Regions from separate parts of the Homo sapiens genome. Here all the other regions are linked to region 1. A link is a loop called in an ENCODE intact Hi-C map of the cell type or tissue named here. Cell type or tissue: PC-9. All regions are shown on one strand. Each heading gives the region's core, and the rest is flanking DNA. Links, peaks and the distances in the headings are about the cores only.

Evidence for each region. Hi-C counts contacts between places; a loop is a spot of excess contacts. Peaks named below come from ENCODE experiments on the same cell type or tissue, not always from the same donor. Only the 100,000 strongest peaks of a DNase experiment are listed, where the experiment ranks them.
Region 2: it touches region 1 in a loop (16-fold over the local background); 1 of 110 quality-filtered maps calls a loop at or near these places.
Region 3: a loop joins it to region 1, with 10 times the contacts of the local background. A loop is called at or near these places in 1 of 110 quality-filtered maps.

Annotation. Positions count from the first base shown.
Region 1 is chr11:80,294,129-80,302,203 of GRCh38, forward strand. No RefSeq gene overlaps it. Among named protein-coding and RNA genes, the nearest start is that of LINC02720, 460 kb to the right of the region's middle. In PC-9, for the core only: no CTCF peak of the experiment used is centred there; a DNase peak (open chromatin) is centred at 3,853; H3K27ac peaks cover 1,562 bases.
Region 2 is chr11:80,079,317-80,087,391 of GRCh38, forward strand. No RefSeq gene overlaps it. Among named protein-coding and RNA genes, the nearest start is that of TENM4, 640 kb to the left of the region's middle. In PC-9, for the core only: no CTCF peak of the experiment used is centred there; a DNase peak (open chromatin) is centred at 4,455.
Region 3 is chr11:80,164,294-80,172,368 of GRCh38, forward strand. No RefSeq gene overlaps it. Among named protein-coding and RNA genes, the nearest start is that of LINC02720, 590 kb to the right of the region's middle. In PC-9, for the core only: no CTCF peak of the experiment used is centred there; no DNase peak of the experiment used is centred there.

The DNA of each region.
Region 1 (8,075 bases), core at 1,815-6,814:
TTTGTTGAATGGGTAGATGGAAGGGAGGGGATGAGGGAAGAGTGCAAAGCTGCTCTTTTATCTCTCAAGTTTTGATCAAGATTGTTTTTAACCAGTCATAGCGCTACTGAAATAATTCATTATTGTCAGTGACTTCAGCTAAATTCACAGATTTGATGAAGGGCCTACACTGCCATAAAAAGTATTGGAATACAAACAATGTGTGACACGTGACACTTGCCCATAGGGGCTAGCACACTGCTTACTGCTTGATTAATGGGTGGAAATGCAAGATTATTACATGGAAATCATCTATAGGAGAGAAGAGATTCACTGTTGGCTATTGAGGTAAAGTCTCTCGGAGGAAGCTCTATCCAGAGACTGAATTGAATTTGGACATAAAAGGAGCAGTGAAAAGATAAGGAAAATGTAGAGTAGGTACTATTAGTATGTCCAGGGCAGGAGACAACCATCATTATGGTTTAAACGATCTGAACAGACAATAATAGTAATAAACTTCACTGTAATCTGGGTCTATGTTTTGTTATTCCTGGCCTTGGTTCATAATAACAGCTGTTAACACTTCTTATATGACAATAAGCCATTTAAGTGGCAAAACAGCCCTATGAATATTTAATATACCCATTTTATTGGTAAAGACACTGAGACATATTAACTCAGCCTGGGAAACAGTCAACAGATAGTAGAGTTGTTTTGTATATAGCCTGCAACCCAATTCTGCATTTTTTTCCAGGTTTTCTAGACCAGTTCTCAAAGTCTATGGTCTCAGGATACTTTTACAAAACTTTTAAAAATTATTGAGGCCTCCAGAAAGCTGTGGTTTTTGTAGGTTATATCTTTCGATATTTGCTATGTTAGAAATTAAAGCTTAGAATTGTAAAATAATGTGTTTATTAACGTATTATAAAAATGTCAAAATAAATTACACAATTTTATGAGCAATAACTATGTTTTTCAAATGAAAACAAAATACTAAATAAAGTTGCCTTTAACATTTTCATTTTTTTATTGTTAGACTTAATAGAAGACAACCGAATTCTCAAATCTGCTTCTGCATTCTATCTGTTTCGATATGTTGTTTTCATTGAAGTATACAAAGACAATACAGCCTCACAAATATATGTAGTCGGAAAATTGAGGAATATTTTAATAGTTTTTACAGATAATTGGTACTGCACCAAATCTTGACAAGTAGAGTTTCTTAGATAATATTTGCATTGTGGAATCTGAAAACATGTCAATGAATTTTTTTGTGTTACATTAAAATCCACTGGTCTATTTTACGCTTTGATAGATCTTTTACTCATGCATGGTTTTATGTTATGCATTAGACATTTAGAAAAAAATTGATTCATTGAGTTATCCAGATCTTGCAAATGTTCACCATTTTTTTAAATAGAACATCACAAAATTACATTTGCTAGTAGCACCACTGATCTCAACAGAAAAGTCTTTTAGTATTGGGAAGCTGTCAAACTTAGAGTAGTGAATACAAGTTTCCCAAAATTCTAATTTTTACTTGGTAGCTTGAATTTTATCACTGGCAGCAAATATTGTCATTGTTTCCCTTGAAATAACAGGCTCACTTCCTTTATTTTCAAGAGAACCTCTACTATACAACCAAGTCCAAATAACCATAATTTTGTTTGTCAATTATTCTTTCAAGTAAAAATGACTCCCCTTGAAAAAGTGGCTAGTTCAGCTCATAACTCAATCACACAAGTGCTTTTGTTACTGAGTCAACCATCATATTTCAATATGCAGCAGAATTGCTTCATGTGAATATCCATTTCATCATACAGAATAATAAAAATGTGTCTTCTATTTAAAGATTTAATAAAATTGATAATTTCTACAACTTTATCAATGATATTCTTAAATAAAATTGGGTTTTAAAAAAGTGGTGCTGAAAAATGCAATGACACTCATAGAAATTAGTGCCTTTGCCCTAATTCAAGTGCCTTTGCCCTAATGCAAAAGTTCAACAATTTTACCAACCATTGATTTTGCACCATCAGTACAAACGTCAACACAGCTTAAAAGGGAAATATTTTCTCAGTACTATTATGGAAATAGTCTTGATATTATGGACCTCCTGAGAAGGTCACAGGGACACCCACATGTCTGCAGACCACACTTTGAGATGTTGTGCCTTACTGTAAATGCATCCTGTATAGCTCTGTTTATAAATGTTTCTGTTTTAAAAACCTTAAAGGGAAAAAAACCAACAAATTATTTTTAAAGGATCATTAAATGGCAGAAGTGTGAACCAAAAGACAACTAATGTGTTATATAAGTACTTTTTAAAACATTAATTAAAAGTAAATTTTATGAGAAAAAAGACTTCAAAGATTTGAAGTGAGCCATTAGTTAGAATATCCTACAAAATAGCACATTTATAATTTAAGAGGTTTTCCTTTTTACCTATGGAGCAAACTATACTTTGAATCCATCAATATGGATTTCATATCTGGTATATAATTTTACATAGTTCAGAAAACACTGGGAGAAGATGTGAAACATCTGAACTATGTTCAGAAAACATTGGGAAAACATTGGGATATGTTTCTGTAATATATAAATAATAAATGATATTAAGAATGCTAATAGCTATTGTTTATTGTTTTTAATATATTATATACTTTAATCCTGCAGCATGCTTGTGACTCAAGAACAGAAGTGAAAGGAAGTGTCGGTCTTCTGCACTCTGCCACAGCAAGAAAAATATGAGCCCAAATCCACCAGGTCCCCCTGACTCAAAGCCTAACCCGAAACACAGAGAAATCACGTACACTCATGCCTTCTTCAAACTTCGCTTTTCAGATCTGGAAGCTAAAAGACGCAGCAACAATGACTACATGAAAACTGCTTAAGACCTTTCTTAAAACAGGCAGTGAACTGGTTCTTTGTAATAAGAGGATGAAGCAGAATATTCCATATTTAATTAGCAATCTTAAGAAAGTGAATTAACACCTTCCTTCTGAGGTGTTGCCAGTCAAACACAGTTGGATTCCCATTTTTTGGAGGCTTGGAGGCCTGTTTGGGAGAGGTCATTGACAGTAAATTGCTAGGACACATGATACAAGGCATCACACAAGGAAACATTGTGGAAGCTAACATTTTTCCACAAAACACAAGAGAGAAAACAGAAGCAGATTGAACAGCAATGGTACTTAGTGTTACCCCCAGCTTATAAATTCCTTTTGGGCAGGAGTGCTATATAATTCATTTTTGAATTTCCCTAATGGCACATGCTCGGGCACATTGAAGGCATTCGATATATGTTTGTTATTTTTTAACAAAATTGAATGGGAATTGAAATTTAGTGTGATAAGAAAAGATAACCCATGTATTTGAGTGTTTATATTTTGTAAACCTTGCTCTAATCGTGCATCAAGCTGTTAGTAATTAGTAAATGCTCAAAGAACTATTTGTTGTGAAATTAGTAAAATTATTCTCTGAAACAGCATCTGATACCATAAATACCTCTTAAGACTTTTCATCAGTGTGCTAAGCTATGCTTTTATGCTTGTAGATAGTAAAAAAAAAAAAATCTTCTTCTGAAGGCTTTCTGAATTCTTTCTTCACATCACAATGTAATGTATTTTCAAGGTTACATTAGTTACTATATTTATACATGAATTTGTGTGTAGATGTATATGTGTATATACACTCATATATTATACATCACATATTTACATATAACTGTCATATATATGAACTTTTTAAATACAAAAACATAATCTATACTCCATGTAACACTTCCCCACTAACACACATACCAATATAAAGAGTCATTTTACTCATTACTAAACAAACAAAAAATAGTTCTTGAAACCAAAACCCATAATGTATACTTTGTGTTTCCTTGGTTATCCTCATCTAGAAAAAGTCTCTCTGAGTGACTCACACGGCCACAAGGAATCATTGCCATTAAATTGGCAGCAGTTTTCTGAAATGTGGCATGGTGATGACAAGGGAATGAATATTTTATCTAATTCCTGCCTAACAAATGTAAACTTTCAAATTAATTGAAGATAGAAAAGAAAACACTCTGGGCACTATTTTATAAACTTAATACCTCCTTTAATTACCTCGGCAATTCCCTGAGTAGTGACGTGGGGACCTTAGCTGCTCCCATCCTATCACTAAGCCATCTTTATTGTGCCTTCCAAGGTTAACACAAAAAGGATAAAGGTCTGAAGAATTTCATGGAGTTTTTCTAAGACTTCCTGGAATTTTTTCTGAATCTCTCCCACTCATATCCCATCAGCCAGATGTCACATAGCCATATGCAAGGGAAGCTGGGAAATAGAGTCTTCCTCTGTGTGTCCCAGGAATGAGGACACATGGTAAGCCAGATTTTATCAGAGTTAAAGGCAGCACTGTCCCTGCCATAGTTACTATTATCATTACCCCTTAGAGTTACACCACATCAACATTATCTTTTACGTTTTAGCCAAACGATTAACTCTACAGTGAAACCTTCCAATAATGTGCCCCACAGAATAAAAACCCAGGCACGAGTCAGTCATTCACAGCAACTGGCTAACTCTGGTCACCTCAAAAACTTCACAATAGGGCAACCCTATATTTTATGTGATTAATTGTTTTGGACCCAAGCTATAATGCTATGGCTAGTTTCTACTATATTTATAATACCTTTTTGAATGTGTTAATAGTTCCCAAGAAGTACAGTCAAATCTGTCCTCTAGTGTGAGTCACTAAAAGTGATTATTGATGAACCATAGGTTGCTGGAGAAGCTGAATTATAGTGTATCAATTTGTGATGATATATAAAGAATGAGAATGAGATGAAGTAAAAATATAGAAATAACATTCTGATTCCACCCCTTATTAACTTTATGTCTCAGTGTCTCAGTTTCCTTATCTATAATTTATATCTGTATGAAATAAAAAAATAGAGCAAATAATGCTGACATTTTGTCTAGTATTAAGGAATAAATATAGTCATATTTAATTATTAAAATAACTCTAAAATAAACACAATTTCTATTCCTATTTTATGTAAAAAGAAGCTAAAGTTATATAACTTGTCCAAGGTCACACAGCTAGGAAGTGTTAGAAATAGGATTCAAACTCAGATCTATATGATTCCAAAGTCCAGAATCCATCATGCTCCTTCTTAAAGAACTCTGCCATTTTCGAAATCAGCAGCAATGTTGATATGGTTTGGTTCTGTGTCTTCATCCAAATCTCATGTAGAATTGTAATTCCCAGTGTTGAAAGAGGGCCCTGGTTGTGGATGATTGAATCACAGGGGCAGACTTCCCTCTTGCTGTTCTTGTGATACAGTGCTCACAAGATCTGATTACTGGAAAGCGCGTGACACTACACCCTTAGCTCTCTCTCTCTGCCGTGTGAAGAAGGAGCTTGCCTCCACTTTGCCCTTCAGCCATAATTGTAAGTTTCCTGAGGCTTCCTCAACCATGCTTTCTGTACAGCCTCTAAGACTGTGAGTCAAGTAAACCTCTTTTCTTCATAAATTAACCAGTCTCAGGTAGTTCTTTATAGCAATGTGAGAACGGACTAATACAGATGTTGTTGTTATGGTTATAATTATACCATCAATCTTAGCTTTTCTATTTTGTCCTAGGAAAACTTTCTTCTTTAATCATTTAAACAAAGTTTTGCTATGAACCACTTGGAAAATAAAAAAGCAGATAGCTCAAAACATTGATAGAGTTTAAAGAATCATCAGAGATATAGAGAGCATTTAATTTGCAATTCAAATGGCACTTCTGGTACTACATATGTAAGATACTAATAAATACTGAGTGCAGGTAGGCCTCTGCCTTGATTCCAGGTAGGCCTCTGCCTTGATTCCACAAGTCTTCAGTTTCAGGTGGTCCAAAATTCAAGGTGAGATCATCTTCCTTAGAATGTTAAGTAGGTTTACACTGTTTCCTTTTCTCTATAAATTTGTTTTTGCAAGCCCCACTTTTTAAATCTTATTTTTTAATATTTTTTACCAACATTTTCTCTCTTATACAATACTCATTTTATTGAGGGGTGTGAGAATGTGTTATGTAAAGCCTCTGTTTAAAAAAATCTGGTTCTGTGACATTCTACATCAACTCATTTTTTATTACATAAATATAGTTTTAAGGGAGAGAGAATAAAGTGAGAGTGAAAGAGACGCAAGAAAGAGAGAAAACGAGAAAGAGAGAGAGAGAGATCAAAGTGCCCTGGTCTTTCCCCTGAATCTTACCAGTTCATCATTTTTGTCTGCCTCACTCTAGGTGACATGTGACAGGGCAGCAGATGGTCCCCAAATCCAAAAATTGACTATTTCTAGGGGTGAAAATTGGTATAATGTATATCACAGTCTGGTAAGATATAAAACAGCTGTACTCTGACATTCCTAATAAAGATTATTATATAAAATACTCAGGGAATCATGCAGATACAATTTTTGACAATAATCTGGGGTACTGGTACATGATATCTAATCCTTAATGAAAGGACACATTTAGAAATTTAGAAATTTCACTAGTCTATAGAACAAAAAGGCAGAGAGAAGCAGTTTAAGAAAATCTTTTACATGCTAAAAATATGGGGCTTTGACAGTTAATGGAGATATACCTTGCTTTACACAATAGCATAGGAAAACGGGAATCTCAATGTATCTGCTTCTCAGGTGATTAACTGAGACTCAGATAAGTTAAGTGCCCTCCGCAGAAAGGAATAGAATTTCCACTCCTGACTCCCCACCCACAGGCCCAGCACTTCTCCCACCCAACTTTCAGAGCAGCCTGATCCAGCTCTGCTGCTGCAGCAAGCTCAAAAAGTCCCCATCTTGAAAAGTTATTTCTCATTTCTCATTTATATTACTAATATTTTCAGCTTCCTTATCCTCACTTCTCATTATTCAAAATATTTTAACAAATACATTTGTAAGTGTGTCTGCACATATCTAAACATATATAAAATTTTGTCCAGCAGAAAATGTGTTTATGTAATAAGCTGCATAGGATGACTAACTGTGTGGGATTTCATTCAGAAAAAAAAAAAAATAGTGGGGAAAGAGGAGTTAATCCTAACTGCATAGGATTTCATTTGGAAAAAAGTGGAAAAATGAGAGAATCTTATGGATTAAAAAAGTTGAAAAAGAATATAGACAACCCATAATCCCTTATTTTATTACAACATATTAAAAACTAAAGAAAGCTGCGTTTATGGAATATAGCCCATGTGTACACACTGTGCACAGCACTTTGCAGACCTCTGTCATTCTGTCTTGGCAACAAGCCTATAAGCAAGTATTTATTATGCCCCTTTTCGTAAACAAGGACACTGTCAATTGTACACTTAAGCAATAGTTACATGGTAGAGGTGGGATTGAAACCTAGGTGTGCCTGATGCTTTCCAGCATACTGTGCTGTCTCTTCCTTCCTACATTTTTAAACTGGTAACCTTGTGGGGATTAATGAGCTCCTTGACTTTATAACCTGCTAGGTGAAGCAGCACATTCATTTAACTACCCTCAATCCACTGCTTTGGTGTGATATTTAGAATTCTCTCTTTGAAGCAAAAAGGGAGTATTTATTTCATCTATTTACTTCATGCATTTATTAATTTCAACCTGCAAATATCTGTAGTACCTTGATTTGAACTTCAAAGAAACAATATAATGTGTGAAGAATATATGGAATTTGTATTTCTGTTAGATGAATCCTGATTTCCTTGGCTAATATTGTCTACTCTTGATAATCTATGGTTCTAGCAAACAATAAAAAACTATAAATTAGATCAATAAATGCCATGAGTTTCAGTGAAACATCCTGGTTTAGAGCACTCGAGAAACAGGATATTATGAACAGTGCAGTGAACTAATTATTTCTGTATTTTATGAATGAAGTTTATGTTTGTAATTTTCTCATTTTTATTAAAGAGACAGATTGCATTTTATAATTTTTTTGTTGCATCTACTGCTCACCTACTGAGCTGTGGAATACAGTCAAGTTGAACCAAGAATTTACTACTGAGAAACTCAGGGGAGGTATCACTAGTTTTCAGTCGGTTTTATAACAATGTATAAACAAGTGGGAATC
Region 2 (8,075 bases), core at 1,665-6,664, 210 kb before region 1:
TTATAATATCATATATTAACTGTACTTTTTCTATGTTTAGTTATGTTTAGATACACAAATATTTAGCATCATATTATAATTACCTATGGGATTTAGTATGGTAACATGCTTACAGTTTTATAGCGTAGGAGGAATAGGCTATATTATATAGCTTAGGTAGTAGTACGCTATATCAACTAGGTTTGTATAAGCACACTATATAATGTTCACACAATAATGAAATTTTCTCATGCATTTCTCAGAATGTATCCCTTTGTTAAGCAACACACGACTGTATTTTCTTAAACTCTTTGTATACATCAGATTCTTCAAAGACTTTACAAAAGAAAATGACCAGAGACACTGGATTATAGTCTGGTAGGACTGTAGATCCCTTTTCCATTCTATAATTACCTGTATATACTAAACGGCATATAGACATAAATAAGGGACATATAAAGGGAACTGTACAAAAATGTTGTAGTGGTGAGTTAGTATGGCTTACATTAGAGGGAAAGAAAAATGTTATGGCCCAGGTCATAAAGTTGATTAGTTGACTAAGTAATTGTATGTCAAAATGGGTAGCAGAGAACCTAAAATACAGTAGACAATCAGTATGTTACTCATCTCCTTCTACTCTATATCTTATAATTGTTGTCAACATTCACAATACACTTGGTTCTTAACACTCAATTCAAAAATTGTTTTCACAACCTTCTTCAAAACCTTCTCTCACTCACTTTAGTTTGTAAGTATGAATTATCTTCTTACTTTACTGATAAACAACACATATTCAACATTGTCTTAGTCCATTTTGTGCTTCTATAACAGAATACCACAGACTGAATCATTTATAATGAACAGAAATTTTTTTCTTGCAGTTCTGGAGGCTGGGAAGTTCAAGATCAAGGTGCAGGCTTCTGGCAAGGACCTTCTTGCTCCATCATAACATGGTAAGAGGCACCACATAATGGAAGGGTAAGGAGAGGACGAGAGAGAGACAAAAGGGGGCCAAACTCATCCTTTTATAAGGAACTCACTCCCTAGATAACAGCATTAATTCATTCATGAGGGCTCTGCTCCTGCCAAAGGTCCTATCTCCCAATGCTGTTACAATGGCTATTAAATTTCAACCTGAGTTTGGGAGGGGAAGAACACTCAAACCACAGCAAACATGTATCTATAGCATATCTTCTGTCTGCCAGGTACCTGGTAGGTACTGTGAAAGACACAAAATGAACCAGACATTGATCTTATTTCCAAGGATTTTAGAGTCTAATTAGTCTAGTGTGGACAGAGGGGTTAAGTATGACACCCTGAATCATTATAATACAGTAAAAAGTCATCTAGAACTTAGAAATTTAGGCAAAATAAAATGGGTGAGAAGGACAGGAGGAAGAAAGAAGGAAAAAGGAAAACTTAGGTATATTTAGTAGCCACTGTACACCGGGCACTGTTCTAGCCACTTAACCATGTTATGTCTATATAGCTATACTTATGTCTCTACATCTATATAAATTGCATCTATATCAGTCATCTATATTTACCTGATAAAATATATATGTATCAGCAAGTAATTATTGTCCCCATTTTACATATGAGGAAGTAGAACATCTGAAAAGTATTCTTAGAAAAGGGGGAAAAATAACATTTGCTAAAATTGTCCCCTTGACTCATCTTTGATTCTCTTTACAAGCCTCCATATCCTTCTTCAGAATAATAAATTTTATTTATTAAATGTCAGGTATCTGCTAAACTCTTTATACATATTACATAATGATAACAAGAACACATCAAAGTAGTTGTGTTTGTTCTCTCTCATTTTATAATTGAGAAAATGAAGACTCAGGGAACTCATAGAAGGGAAGCACTCCAAATTGAGGCATTCTCTGTTAAGTTTTGCTTCTACTTCAACAGCTAAAAATATATACATATACAATACATATATGTGTGTATGTTTATATGTGTATACATGCATATATATTATAATATTATTATCTAATATGTATTAAGCTCTCATAAAGTGTTAAGTATTAATCCAAGGGTTTTTTGTGTATAACAAAATTTTGATTCACTTGAATGGATAAAATTTTATCATGCCCATTACTAAGGTGTGGTCATTATTCTCATTGTACAGATGGGAATACTAGGTTAGAGGAGTTGGAAATTTACTGAAGGTTACTTAGTAGATAAATGGCTGAGCAAGGATGAATTCAGAGCCTCCACTCTGAAGCAGCTGAAAGGAAAGGGCTGGAATTGGGAACTAGACACAATGATGAGGTATATACCTCTTCAGAAGTAGAGGTGGAGAATTGAAAACTTCATGAGAAAATGGCTTTGTTCTATCCTTAATTCTCTCCAAGATCCAGATACAATGTCAGTGCATAGGTTTCAGCTCACAGTTAAATAGCTTTAGTGTCTGCTTTGAAAGAATTCAAATTTCTCTGAGATCCCCATTAATAAGAAGCCAGTAGGATGTCCCAGTCTCCCACCAGCCCAGTTAGCCTAGTCTGACACGTTAAACCTACATTTCTGAGAGTGACAGACAATGTCATTTTGTTTGTTCTTGGGTAAAGCCCTGTCACTTTCTCTGCTTAGAGAGGTCTGCTCAGTGTATTGATGGCCCCAATCAGGAAAATCCACTCTAGTGTGGACAAGGCCAAAACGTTTAGGGAAAATACTTTCTGCCTGGAGATAAGGCTGGTGCCTCAGTTGGTAAGACTGGGGAGTAAGGAGACAGAGAAGCCTTGATACTTGATTCACCTGCCTAGGAACAAGGAGCATGGGATGTGGAACAAGGAAAACTGGGCTGGGATTAAATCTCTGTTCTATATTTTACCAACTGAATCAATTTAGGTTACTTAAAATTTTTGAGCCTCAGTTTTCTGAACTGTAAAATTATCATAACATTGAGCATTATTAAATTAAACAATGTACAGAAAGTGTTTAGCTTATTTACTGGCACACAATAGGTATTAAAATATGGTAAATATAATGATTATTAGAGTCATTATCATTATCATCTTCATCATCAGGCTCCTTATCATTAATAACATAGATTATAAGCCAATATTCTTATATGCCCCTTCAGGATATCAGAATCTACCACCATTGGATAATTTGGTCAAAGACTTGTTGTAAGTCGCAGAAAAGATCCTCTTTCTCCAGTTCAAATATTTGCTCATCTGGAGGCAAAGGAGAGCTTGCTTTAGAGATTAATATGAGATGAAACTTTAAATTTCCCTTGTTGGAACTGGGTATTCTAAATAATGACCTGGAGATTTGAATATTAACACTCCCTAAAGAGGAAGTAGCCAAATGGCATTCTCTATTGCTTTCCACAAATCCAATTAGTGAAAAGCTCAATTTACAATGAATCATAGGAGGAGTGCATGGAAAGAACACTATCTGGGAATAAAGAGAGATATGATCTAGTTGAAATAATACTCATAATTAATTTTTCCACTACTCTCTGCAGTTTAAAACACATTCATAAATATGACCTTTCCAACAACCCTATGGGTGCATGTTATTATTATTTTTCCATAATCCAATCCCTCACTAAATCCTGCTGACGGTACGCCTAATTGTACCTGGATTCCAATCTTTCCGCTCCATAAAAACAAATACAAATCTAGATTAGGGCTCATCACCTCTTCTAAGTCTGTCAATAGCCTCCTCACTGATTTTCCTTTCTCAGTTTCACTTCCTTTACTTCATTTTCTATTCTTATGCCAGAAGGCTTTTTCTAAATTACATACAAGATAATTTTACTCCCTAGAATCAAACTTTTCAAATTCTATGTCTGCAAATTACCATGAGATCCTTCTTTCTCCCACCCTCTCTCTTTTCCTCCCTTCCCTTCTCCTTCCTTCCTTCCTTCCTTCCTCCCTCCCTCCCGTCCTCCCTCTCTTCCTTCTTTCCCTCCCTCCCTCCCTTCCTTCTTTCCTTCCTTCCTCCCTCCTTCCTTCTCTCCCTCCCTCCCTCCTTCTCTCCCTCCCTCCCTTCTTCTCTCCTTCCTTCCTTCCTTCCTTCCTTCCTTCCTTCCTTCCTTCCTTCCTTCCTTCCAGTGGTATTTGTTCGGCAAATTCTGCCCCACAAATTTCATGTTAAAGCACCAGTAAGCACAGCTACTTCAGCAGAGGCAGAGTTTAGCACTTGCTTGCACCCTGCTCCCTGATTCATTGCCCCACTCTAATCTAAGTAGTTTATGGAACACAGTTTGACAAGCAACCGGCCTGTAGAATCAAGTTCAGTTATCTCACCTGGCAAAAGAGTCCAGGTTTAACTCACCAGGCTCCTCAATGAGGAATTAGCTCAAGTTACAAAGGCAGTTCAGAGAAGTGGGCCTCCCAAGGCACAGGGTTGAACTGACACTGGTGGAGGGAGAGTGAGAGGAGTCTAAATGGGGAATGATAAGCACACCCACCTGCCACTCCACTTTTTGATCCAATGGGACCTTTCGAAATTACCTGAAAGAAATATTCATGCTCACACCTTAGGCTTTTTACAAGCTGGAATGTTTTTTCAACCCAATACCACAGATATTACGTCCCTGTGTAACCTCTCTGACTTCCTTTCCTTGCTTTAGGCTGTTTTATCTTGTACATCCTTTTTATATGACTCATGCTTAACTATTTGATACTGCATATCACCAGGTACTGACATCACACTTTTATTTTTTTAATTTTATTTTCATTTTTATTTTTTGAGATGGTTTTGCTCTTGTTGTCCAGGCTGGAGTGCAATGGCGCAATCTTGGCTCACTGCAACCTCTGCCTCCCAGGTTCAAGCAATTCTCCTGCCTCAGCCTCTGGAGTAGCTGGGGTTACAGGCATGCACCACTACACCCAGCTAATTTTGTATTTTTAGTAGAGATGGGGTTTCTCCATGCTGGTCAGGCTGGTCTTGAACTCCTGACCTGAGGCGATCCACCCGCCTTGGCCTCCCGAAGTGCTGGGATTACAGGCGTGAGCCACCGTGCCTGGCCACATTTTTATGTGTTTCTCCCACCAGACTTTAAAAACAGGGAAAATATCCTATTCACATCTTGGTCACAACCACAGTGACTGGCACATAGTAGGTGCTCAATATACATGTGTGGAGCTGGACATAGGCTTCATTTCACAAGTAAACAAATGTACAGATGGTATACAAGCACTGGCTAAGTGGTGTGACTGAGACGATGACCTGTAGGACATGATTATTTGCTTTACAAAAAGATTTGATTAACAAGAACTGAATTAACAAATGACTATTCTCAAGACACAGCTATCACATTGTGAGAGAGACACCATTATCTCACCAATAAAATAGATTAACTAAATTTGGGGCTGCAATCTAATTCTGAAGCCTGCATGGAATGAGATGATGAATATGAGGGGAGGAAGAGAATAGAAGAGAAGAAATATATGGGCAGGATACAGGGCTTTCTGGCAACCATAAATAGTGCCCTCAGTAATCTGAGCTTTTGACCAAGAAAATCAATGAATAACAGCTGACAGCTGATATATGGGCAATCACCATAGAAACAGCACGGCTCCCAGGATAGGTCAAGACTTGACTGTAGCCAAATCAGCATATTATCATATCTCCAGGAAGAACATAGAGCACCAAAGCAGAGGGGTTCCTTTACCATGGGAAGTATAAAGAGAAAGAAAATTGACAGAGCGGTGCAATGCTCCCCACGAAGAGAGACACTGAACCCAGAAAGCATCAACACCCCAGTTGCTAGAAAAGCATTTTCTCTTTGGGGAGAGAAAAGCTTCATCAGAGCTAATCTTAGCTCTCATGAAAAATTCTTCCTGATAATCTTTATTTCTTCTCTTTGTTCCTTTTTCCTTCTTTTTATTCATTTACCTAACTTATAGGTATGAAAATAGTCATTAAAAACGTATACTCTGGAGTCAAATAGCCTCAGGTTCCCATCCCAGTGTTGTCCCTGATTAAAAATGGAACTTGAGTGTGTACCTTGGCAGCTGCTATCTTCCTATATGTCTTAGTTCTTCTTACAGAAGGGCGCTTCTCCTGCCTTCCAACTCCTCCAGTGCTCTCTCTGATGGCTGGAGCCTGTTGTGCCTGCATGCACACAGCAGGCTGGAGGGCTGGGGAATAATGCCCTCGAAACCTATTCTTAGCAGACCTCAGCCAATGACTGATGGAAGGTGGTATATAGATACCCCATCTCCCTTGCTTTTCTGATGGGATAACTCTCATGTAAGTGTTCTGCGCTGGCTGCTGGCGTTTCCCCATGGCATTGAGTTCTAGTTACCCACAGTGGTATCTGACTAGATGAAGCACCCTTTGTTGGCTGTTTTCCTTTTCCTGTCTCACTCCTCTACTCCCCCATGGACGTTTCCTGAGAAATCTCTCAAACTACTTGCACTTGAATCCTATTTTCAGAATTTGTTTCTGAGGTACCCAAACTAAGAAAGTGACTTCATCTTTGCAGTTTTCATTTTCCTTTTTTGAAAATGCTGACCATGGTACATAAATGCAAGTTGTGAAGATTACATAATACATGCAAAGTTCTTAGGCTAGTGCCTGGCACATCTGAATGCTTTAAATATGTTATCTATAATTTGTATTCTTGCTGTTAAGAGCTCAATACATATCAGATATGCCAGGTACCTTGTTAGGTGCTATGGAGAGGATGGTGAACCAGACGCTACCCATCTCTGCCCAAAGGGAACTTACAATCTCATGGACAATAAAAGTTAACTAAAATGCCACATGATAAATGCTACAAAAGAGAGAAATGTGTGGTGCTGTGGGAGTACATAATAGAACTTAACCTGGTATGAGGGCCTCAGATATTATTTAATAGGAAGCTGACATTTAAGGAATGATAGGTGTTGGCCAAAGTGTGTGTGTGTGTGTATGTGTGTGCATATGTGTGCTTACAAGTGTGTGTGTGCGTGCATGTGCACACACATACACATATGTAAGCAAAGGCAGTATTACAGGTGGAGAAAATTTTGTATCAAAAGACCCACAGATATGAGAAACAAAAATAGAGGGAGAGTAAAAAGGAAATAGGGAAGAAAAGAGGGAGAATAACTGTCTCTAATTGCCTTCAAGGAACACAAAAAAAGTGGTCTTTGATTCTATATTCATCAATCACTATGTTAGCTCCCAAGTTTTTTGCTTTTTGTTTTGTTTTGTTTGTTTTTTGGTACAAGGGAACCAGACAGATGTCTCGTGAGCAAACACTGCCCTTTAGTCACTCAAAGAAATATTTGTGCATTTTAGATGAACACATTGATAGGTAGTCTGATTTCATTTGAATTTGTGTATTATGAGTTAGGTTATGATCAGGCAATTCCCTTGAGTTATGTCAACTCCAGGCCATTAACAAGGTGGAGTTTATGGAGCCATAAGGCTAAGAATGCCAACCCATGGCTGGGTTATTACAGGGTGATGCCTCCCATGAGTCTTCTTGGTGAGCTCTTACTTCTGGGGCACTCCTCTCTTGACAACGAGCCTGATTCTACACCAGCAAAAACATCCATCCCTTCCCTTATTCTAGATTCTGGATTCCTCTCTTGTAATGCCAGTAAATGTATAACCTTGGCTATTTAAGCAGCCAAGACCATTGCTGACTGCCTGAGTAATCTTCTTTACTCAAGTCCTGGGCCCTGGAGAAGTTATAAATCAGATGGCTGTGGTGGAGGTGAATTAAATATTAGTTGGTGCAGCTCTTTGAACAGTTAGAAGGGAAAGTGCTCACTAAATGCATGTTATTATTATTGCTTCTGGCTATAGATACTGGGTCATTGGAGACCCCTTACTTTATAAATATTTCTTTTTTTTTTCTTTTAGTGGTTGTAATGAAACTTATCTGCTTGCAGGTATACCCTGGTAGTCTATCTTGGCTTTAATGCTGAGTAACTTCAAGAGACAATGACCACTGGAATTGCCACCACTCAGACATCATCAAGAAGACATATGTTTTATTCTTAATTGAGTGGTATGGATTATTTTTCTTTTCAGTATTACTGGAAAGGGGTACGAGTGGATTTTCCAGAATGGTGTAATAAAAATGAAATTTGATTGATTAATTCAATAGCTACGGCTAAGAAGCATCTTGTGCAGCA
Region 3 (8,075 bases), core at 1,566-6,565, 130 kb before region 1:
AAACATCTGATAGATACTAAAAATGAGAGTCTACATCAAAAGTATCAATGGGCTATGTACTTGCTTGTGTTTCATTGTCTTTTCAGAAATGATTGCTCTACCTTCTGCAATTTAAAGGTTTTTCATCTTAACTACAAAGAAAGAAACAGCTTCTTCTGTAAAACTATCATGGGAAATGTGTCAGAGCACTGATTTCAGGACCCCCTGCACGGCTTTTAAACAAAAAACCAATAATCAGCCCATCCTATTATGTTCTCCTATTTCTACATTTGTGAAATGTAAATTACTTAAATGGATTCAGTTCTCATCACTGTCCACCTTCACTGCTCAGAGAAAGAGATCTCCAGTCCTTCACAGCTGCACTGCCTTCTCCATTCTACACAGCTGCTTTAGCTGTCTTTCATGTTTCTTCTTTCCTTTCTCTTGGGAAGAGTTAGCCATTGCTCCAGAGTGCAGTATCTTTCCAGTCAACCTTATTATATTTGTCTACATCCTCCACTAGATGGGACTATATATGCCATATTCACCCTGTATTTCTGGTGGATAGCCCTGTGCCTGACATGTAGAGGTTGATAGTTTATTGAGTAGTTCTGTGTTAAGAAAAATATTATGTATTTTAAGGTAAAGTTGCAGAACTGATGTGAACATTCACATTTGTAATTCATTTGATATGAGCACATTTTATCTTAGTGGGCACTGCACACTTTCGGACTGAAACCTTGTTGTCTGACTGGGATCCACATAGCTATTTCCTTTGGCCTGTACCCTGGCTTGTCTTTTCTATCACTTCTGCTTTCATTCTCTGAGCACTCACTTTCCTATTTCATCTTCTAATCTTGAGATGTGCCATTTCTGTCAAATTTCTCCAACTACAAATAGTTTTTCTATGACTTTCAGAGCATAACAGGTATTTTGGATGGAGATGTCAAATACAAGCACATAGCAAAAGCCAGTCTTCCTTTCTCTCCCAAACCAGGCCCCTGAATGATGCTCTCACATAAAAGAACCAACTCAGGAAAAATAGGCACTCTCAGGCTTTTCTTATCATTTCAACTGTTCAGTTGGACCAGCCTCATATCAAACAAGTCTTCCCTCATTGATAAGAGCTAGGGCTTCACAACCATGTGGACCTGCGGTTTAATCCTGGCTATACCACATTCTAGCTCTATGACTTATTAAAAGGTTAAAAACAGGAGATGTGTATATATAGCTAGATAGATATAGATATATATTTGCTTCTAAGCTTGACACATATTATATAACGAGCTCAAACAGTGTTTACTTTTGATTTATTTCTCAATCCACACCCCTCACTTGTCTCACGCAGAAAATTCCTGTGATAAACAGCAGTTATATACACAGAAAACTATTCACTCCCCTGGAGGTAAGAAGGTATATTGATACCCTTTTCAGAGACCCTGACTTATCCCTCTTTATAGATAATTTCACAAGAAGATGTGTAGTTTGGCACTGATATCCTTATCTTTTGGCACTTTCTTCTTTCTTCTCCATCTGCCCCACCCTAGGGTCCAACAAGCAATAAACATTCACTGAGCACTTACTGCATACCAGCACCCATGCCCTGGGATATGTGATGGCTAGGAAGACATCATCTGGGTCCTCAAATGACTCAGAGTCTACTGGTTGAAACAGTCATGCATGTAAACTCCAGAGATCACGTGATAGAAATGGAATGTTGGAGTGGGGAAAGCCTGGAGTCAGGGAGACCAGTGAGCAGGCTTTTGTGAAAGTTGGGGTAAGAGATGAGATGGTCTGAGCAAAGACAGTTACACTGGAAAAGGAGATCTGGGTCTGAGAGTGATTCCTGGGATGAGAGTCTGAGGAAAAATAGGATGTATACCTTATTCTTTAGATGCTAGCTTAGATAGCACTATGGATGGTGATATGTCCAACAAAGGCTAGAAACATGAAAAGAGAAACAGCTTTGGAATGATTGTGATGAAGCCAGATTTGGATACATGGTGTTGATGACTCTTGAAACTCAATTGGAGCTGTTCAGTGGGCAGTTGGAGATTATAATTTTGAACTCTAGGAAGCTCAATGCCTGGGATCAAAGTGAGCATTAGCATTCACTGAGTGTGTGATGAATAAATGACTGAATAATAAAAAACAGTATTCCCATTTTGGAATACATAACCTTCATCTTCTGTAATGAATATAAAGTATGTTCAGTCCTAAATAATGTATCTAAATTAACTATTTCTGGGTATACTGATGATTAACGTTTCATCTGGAGTATGCAGGGCTCACACAAGTAATAGGGTAAGTGAGATATTTCTACTATAATCAAGGAAACAAATCAGAAGAAGCATTTTAAAGTATAATGGAAAGAATAATACAGAATCATAGAGGTGAGAGGATTCTTACATTACTATATTCAATTCAGGACTTTCTGGCAAAACTTTCAAACTTGGCTCAGTCAGCACCTCCACTGTGAGGTCTTCTCTTATGTGATTTTCCTTTCTTCAGTTCCTATCCAACCCATGCCCTCTCCTAAAAGAAACAAACACTCCTTCTTCTATATGACTCCTGTTCTTGGCATGAGCTTAAAACCAGATATATCTTGGACTCGCCACATTTTAGTTGTATCACTAAAGGCACTTAAAATCTCTGGGCAATGATACTTATTCGTAATGCCATATACATGATACCTACTGGCCATTAAATACATGTAGTCAGAATAAATACATTTCATTTCATGGGGATATTATAAGAAAGAGAGACAGTACTCAGAAAGCCCTTGATGCAAAGCAGGGTCTCAATGACATCTACAGAGTACTGTAGCTGATGTGTCTATTACTGTATTCATCCCACTCTTTTATAGTTATTTTGCATTACTTTGCTGTCTCTCCCTCAATTATGAGCTCCTCATGGACAATATTGTTTATTCATCTCTGTGTTTATAGTGCATGGTATTTACTAGGTACTCAGCGATTATTGGCTACAGTGGGCCATTGAGGAATGGCTGGAAGTCCTTACCTTTAAGATCCACAGCACTGGGTAAGAAAGGGAGAGTCAATGCTAGACAAGCTGAAGGAGTGAGAGGGAGAAAAAGAGGGAGGGAGAATCCTTAACACCTATAATGGAACTCATTAAAAAAAGAGACTATTCCAAGAGCATCCTCACCCAGGAACTCTGTGACTCCTGCATTCTCAGTCTTTCCCCCTGCCCAGCTATTGAGCTAAGATTGCTTATCTATCAGTGTGTGTGTCCTAACTCCACAATTTAATGATCCATCTCAGTGGCCCTTCCTTTCTTCCTCTGGTGCTCTCTTGCCTTGCTGCCTTTGCCTTTGAGCTCATGGTCACACTTTATATAACATAATTACAGATCAGTTTGACTCCTCAGCTCCCAGAATGCAAGAGGTTACTCTTTTAATTGCAGTGAGTTCTTTTAAGTTCCCGCTTATTTTTAATTATGAATGCCTGAAGCTGGCTGGCCATGGTATTACTTTCAGCTGTGAAGAAAGAAATAAGCCCAAGAAGCAGAGAAGAAGTAATAGAAATCCCATTTTCATGCAAATTGCCCCGGTGACAAAGAAATGTGGAGAACAGAGACTTATTCCTGCATTCCTGAGAGGTGACACTGGCCTTTGAAAATGTCCAGCTCCACATTTAGAAGCGACTTAGAAAAAACTGGCTCATTACACAATAGTTACAGGCCCCAAAAAAACAGTAACTCAACTCCTTTCCTATGTTTGTTTCATTTCTGATATTTTGATTGACAGGATGGGCCTTGAGCAACACTTCTATGTTTTAAAAAATTCTGCCTTCAGGAAACGAAACTCCTCAGCCTAGCACCTAAGACTTTTTTCAATAAAGAGCTCCAGTAGCTACTATCCATAAGTAAGAATCCTCTTTTCTCACATTGCCCCTGTGGTTGCTACAGGCAAACATTATTATTATTTTTTTTCCTATTTGCCTGGTACAGCATTGAACACCACAATTATGACCTTATCATCATTATTATTATCATCTAATAATCTTAAAGTATTATTAATTTCAGTTTATTACATTAAACTGTTTATTATTAGAAACCAACTTTTAATTGCCACAAGTCTGCCCGGTCCCTAAGTGTATTCCTGCCAAAGGCCCCCATTACTGCCAAGTTCCTCATTACTAAAATACAGACCAGCTTGGGGCACCTTCAAGACAGGTGAAGTTATCTTCAGCAGAATCAGTCCTTGCTTATTAGGTGGTCTCTCCTGCTCAGTCATTGCCTGTCTCTGCTCTGAGGCATCTGCAGAATTAGAAGGGTGAGGAAAGGGGAAGAATATTTTTCACTGACCTGGTGCCTACCTGTTCCAAGAAATATACTAGGTGCTTTATTCATAGTCTTTAATTTAAATCTGGAATGACCCTGTGGGGAAAAAAAAAAAGTATAACTAGCCCTAGTTTTCAGATGAGAAAACTGAGGCTCAAATAATTTATGCAATTTACAAATCTATTGTCTTGGTTTGGGTTCCCCAGAGGCAGGTACTGAGAGAAGGAGTTGATTACAAGTAGATTATTTGGAAGAACACACCTGTAGAAGTCAGGCAGTGAGATAAGTAAGGGAAGGTCTGTGACGAGAAGTGCTTTATCAAGCCAGCAGTCACCAAACTGGGACCCACTGGAGCACAGTCTATGGTAAGACCTGAGTTTCACTGGATTGTCCCAAGTGAGAGAAAATGAAACTGAAGTGTCATTCACAAACTTTTGTCAGCCATTGCTTAATGACTGTCGCAAGGATGTTAGTTCCCTGCCCCATCCAGTCTTCCAGGCAGAGTGGTCCTTTCCCTGTTTCAGAGAAAGTGCTCATTCAAAGAAATGCAGATACAGGTAAGTGGAGTTATTTGTTACTCACTGAAGAGGTAGGGACTAATAGATATAAGGAAAGCAGGGATCAACCATATCTGCTATAGCCACATAATTAATAAAGATCAAAAGAGGAATTCAAACCCAGAGTCACCCGACTCTAAAGCCTATGATCATTCTACTACAGTATACCGCATCACATGCCTATAGAAAGATTAAGACTAAATATAACTGGAAGTATGTTTGCCAGTCTGTATTCAGGATCTATACCATGCACACAGAACAAAATATTAAAGTTACCAAATACTCAGTACGCAACTGAATTCATAGCCTGACAAAAATGGGCATGCCTTCTCCTCTCATACTGCCACTTCCTTCAGGAAAGAACATGCTATGTCAATACCCCGTTTAGTACACTACCTTCACCCCACCCCAAGGTCCTACCATATCTCCTGTAGAACTAGCACACCCTTTTCATGGCCAGAAGAAAGGAAAGCCCCCAGATGGCTAGTTCTCCCAGCTTTCTAAGGAAGTAGTATCACCGAGACGCCTTCTGTCATGCTCTGGGCCATCACACCTCCAAGAGCTGCTGGAGGGAAGATTTGCACAATACCATCTATATTAAACAATTATCCATCTTCTTCCAGGAGACTACCAAGACCAAGGACAGCAGCTACTCACCCTACATTTGCTAGTGCCAGTTTCCCCCCAGTCTTCTACCATCATCCTGGTCTTGCATTGTGCATCCTAGAACTCAGTCACCTATCAGCACACTCCTCTAACTTTTCAACTGCTGTCTCAAAGTTCTTGTCTTCTATCTCTTGTCTTACCTGGCCAACAATTACACCTTATTTCCCTGTAACTATCTTTAGTGTGGCTAGTTTTGTTTTTATTCCCACATCAGAGACTGGGTGTGAGGTGGCTGTTTCTTTCTCCCTTCTTTCAAACATTTTCATCTTCCTCCTTCTTCAAAAACATAATTTATTTGAAATAGACAACATTAGACTTTATCACACAATCATCTTTCTGATTGCTGTCAACTACCTGCCTCCTCTTCAATCTCCTCATTCACTGATGATTTTAGCACCTGGTTTGCTATTTCTTCTTCATCTCTATTCATTCCAAAATTCTTAGCAATTTTTAAGATTCATTTGGATGATCCATTCAATACTTTTTTTCACTCTGTTCTTTACATTCAGCTCCATTGATTTTTCCTCCATCTCACCTGTTATGAACTCAATATTTGCTCCCCACCCCCAAAAACAACAACAAAAAACTTATATTTTGGAAGTCTAACTCCCAGTATAGTGGTATTTGGAGATGTGGTCCTTGGAAGGTAACTCGGGTTAGTTAGGTCCTGAGGGTGGGGCCCTCATGATGGGATTAGTGACCTTATAAAAGAAAAAAACATTCTCTTTCTCTCTTTCTGTCTCTCTCTGTCTCCAGATCTCTCTCCATGTTCACAGTGAGGAAAGTCCATGTAAGAAGACAGCCACCACCATAGGTCAGGAAGAGAGCTCTCACCAGCATCCAATCATGCTGGTGCTCTGATCTTGAAGTTCCAGTCTCTGGTACTGTGACAAAATATATTTTCGTTTTTAAGCAGCCAGTTTATAGTGCTTTGTTATGGCAGCCTGAGCTATTACATCCCCACCATCCACAATTATTTTACCACTTCCTCCATGTCCAGGTCACTTACTTTTACACCCCCATACTGGCCTCCTTAATCTTAATTAAAATCATTTATACTTCTCCTTTTGTTTTCCATCTATTCCATTTCTTCTTTTTCTTACTTACCTCCTTATTCAGCTGAGACCATGTGGCTCAACACTATAACCACTCCTTTGCAAACATAGTTAATTATATTCCCTTCACCCTTCTTTCCTGGGAGAGCTCTAAACCTATGTAAATCTATTTAAATATAATTATCCTACCAACTCTGTTTCTTCACGTGACAACTAAACATTCTAGGAGATACACACAGCTTTGCTGACTGGTCTCACTTTAGAAGTATGACCAAAAATCCTAGGAGGTATTCCAGAATTCCTGGTGATCCTACAATCCTTCCTTAATACATTTGTCTTTCAACTCACCAGATGAATATTTTACATTTTTGCATCTCTTCAAATCCACTTCTTCTCCTTCACTTTCATTACTTAACCCTTGAATGAGAATAAAGAGGCAAAGACTCTCACACTGGAGACCTACTTGATATCTCCCCTGGAATGTCTAAGATGCATCTCAGACATTACATTATCACTAACAACTCTTGCCCATGCCCCCAGTGTTTCCCAAATTCTTAGTAAATGCCATAATCATCCCTCTTGCTGATAAAACCAAAACCCAAGTTGTTCTTGATCATACAGTTTTTCTTTACTCCACTTCCAATTAATCCATTCCATCACCTAGTAAATATTGAGCACCTACTATGTGCTATTGTCCTAGGCATTAATGATACAGATATTAATAAAACAAATAAAAATTCTTACCCTCATGGAACTCACATACTTGTCCTTTGACTCTATCTTGAAAATGCATTTCACATCTGTTCACTATTCTCCACCTCTACTCTAAGCCAGCACCCTCTCTCATTGGAAAAACTACAGTGGCCTCCTTACTCTTCCCCTTACTTCCACACTTGTTCCTTTACAATCTGTTCTCTGCACAACAGTAGAGTGAGCTTGTGAAAACCCTGCATGTATGGTCCCAGGGACTCTCCACTGTGCTTGCAACAAAATCTAAGACTTCACCCTGACCCACATGCCTGACTTCACTGCCCCAGGTTTCTCCATTGCTCCCTGGGCTCAGGCATCATTCACTCAGCAAACATTCAGTTCATAACAGGTGAGATGGAGGAATGTGGCTCAACACTATTACCTTCTTCCCATTCTGCTTTGGAACTATTGCATCAACTTTCTGCCCTGGCATTCACGACCCAGTTTAAATATCACCTCCTCAAGGAGGCCCTCCTTGATCATCAAATATAATATAGTCCCCAGTCACTTTCTTTTTTTTTTTCTTTTTTTTTTTTGAGACAGAGTCTCACTGTGTTGCCCAGGCTGGAGTGCAGTGGTGCAATCTCGGCTCACTGCAAGCTCCACCTCCCGGGTTCACGCCATTCTCCTGCCTCAGCCTCCCGAGTAGCTGGGACTACAGGTGCCCGCCACCATGCCGGGATAATTTTTTTGTATTTTTAGTAGAGAAGGGGTTTCACAGTGTTCGCCAGGATGGTCTTGATCTCCTGACCTCGTGATCCAC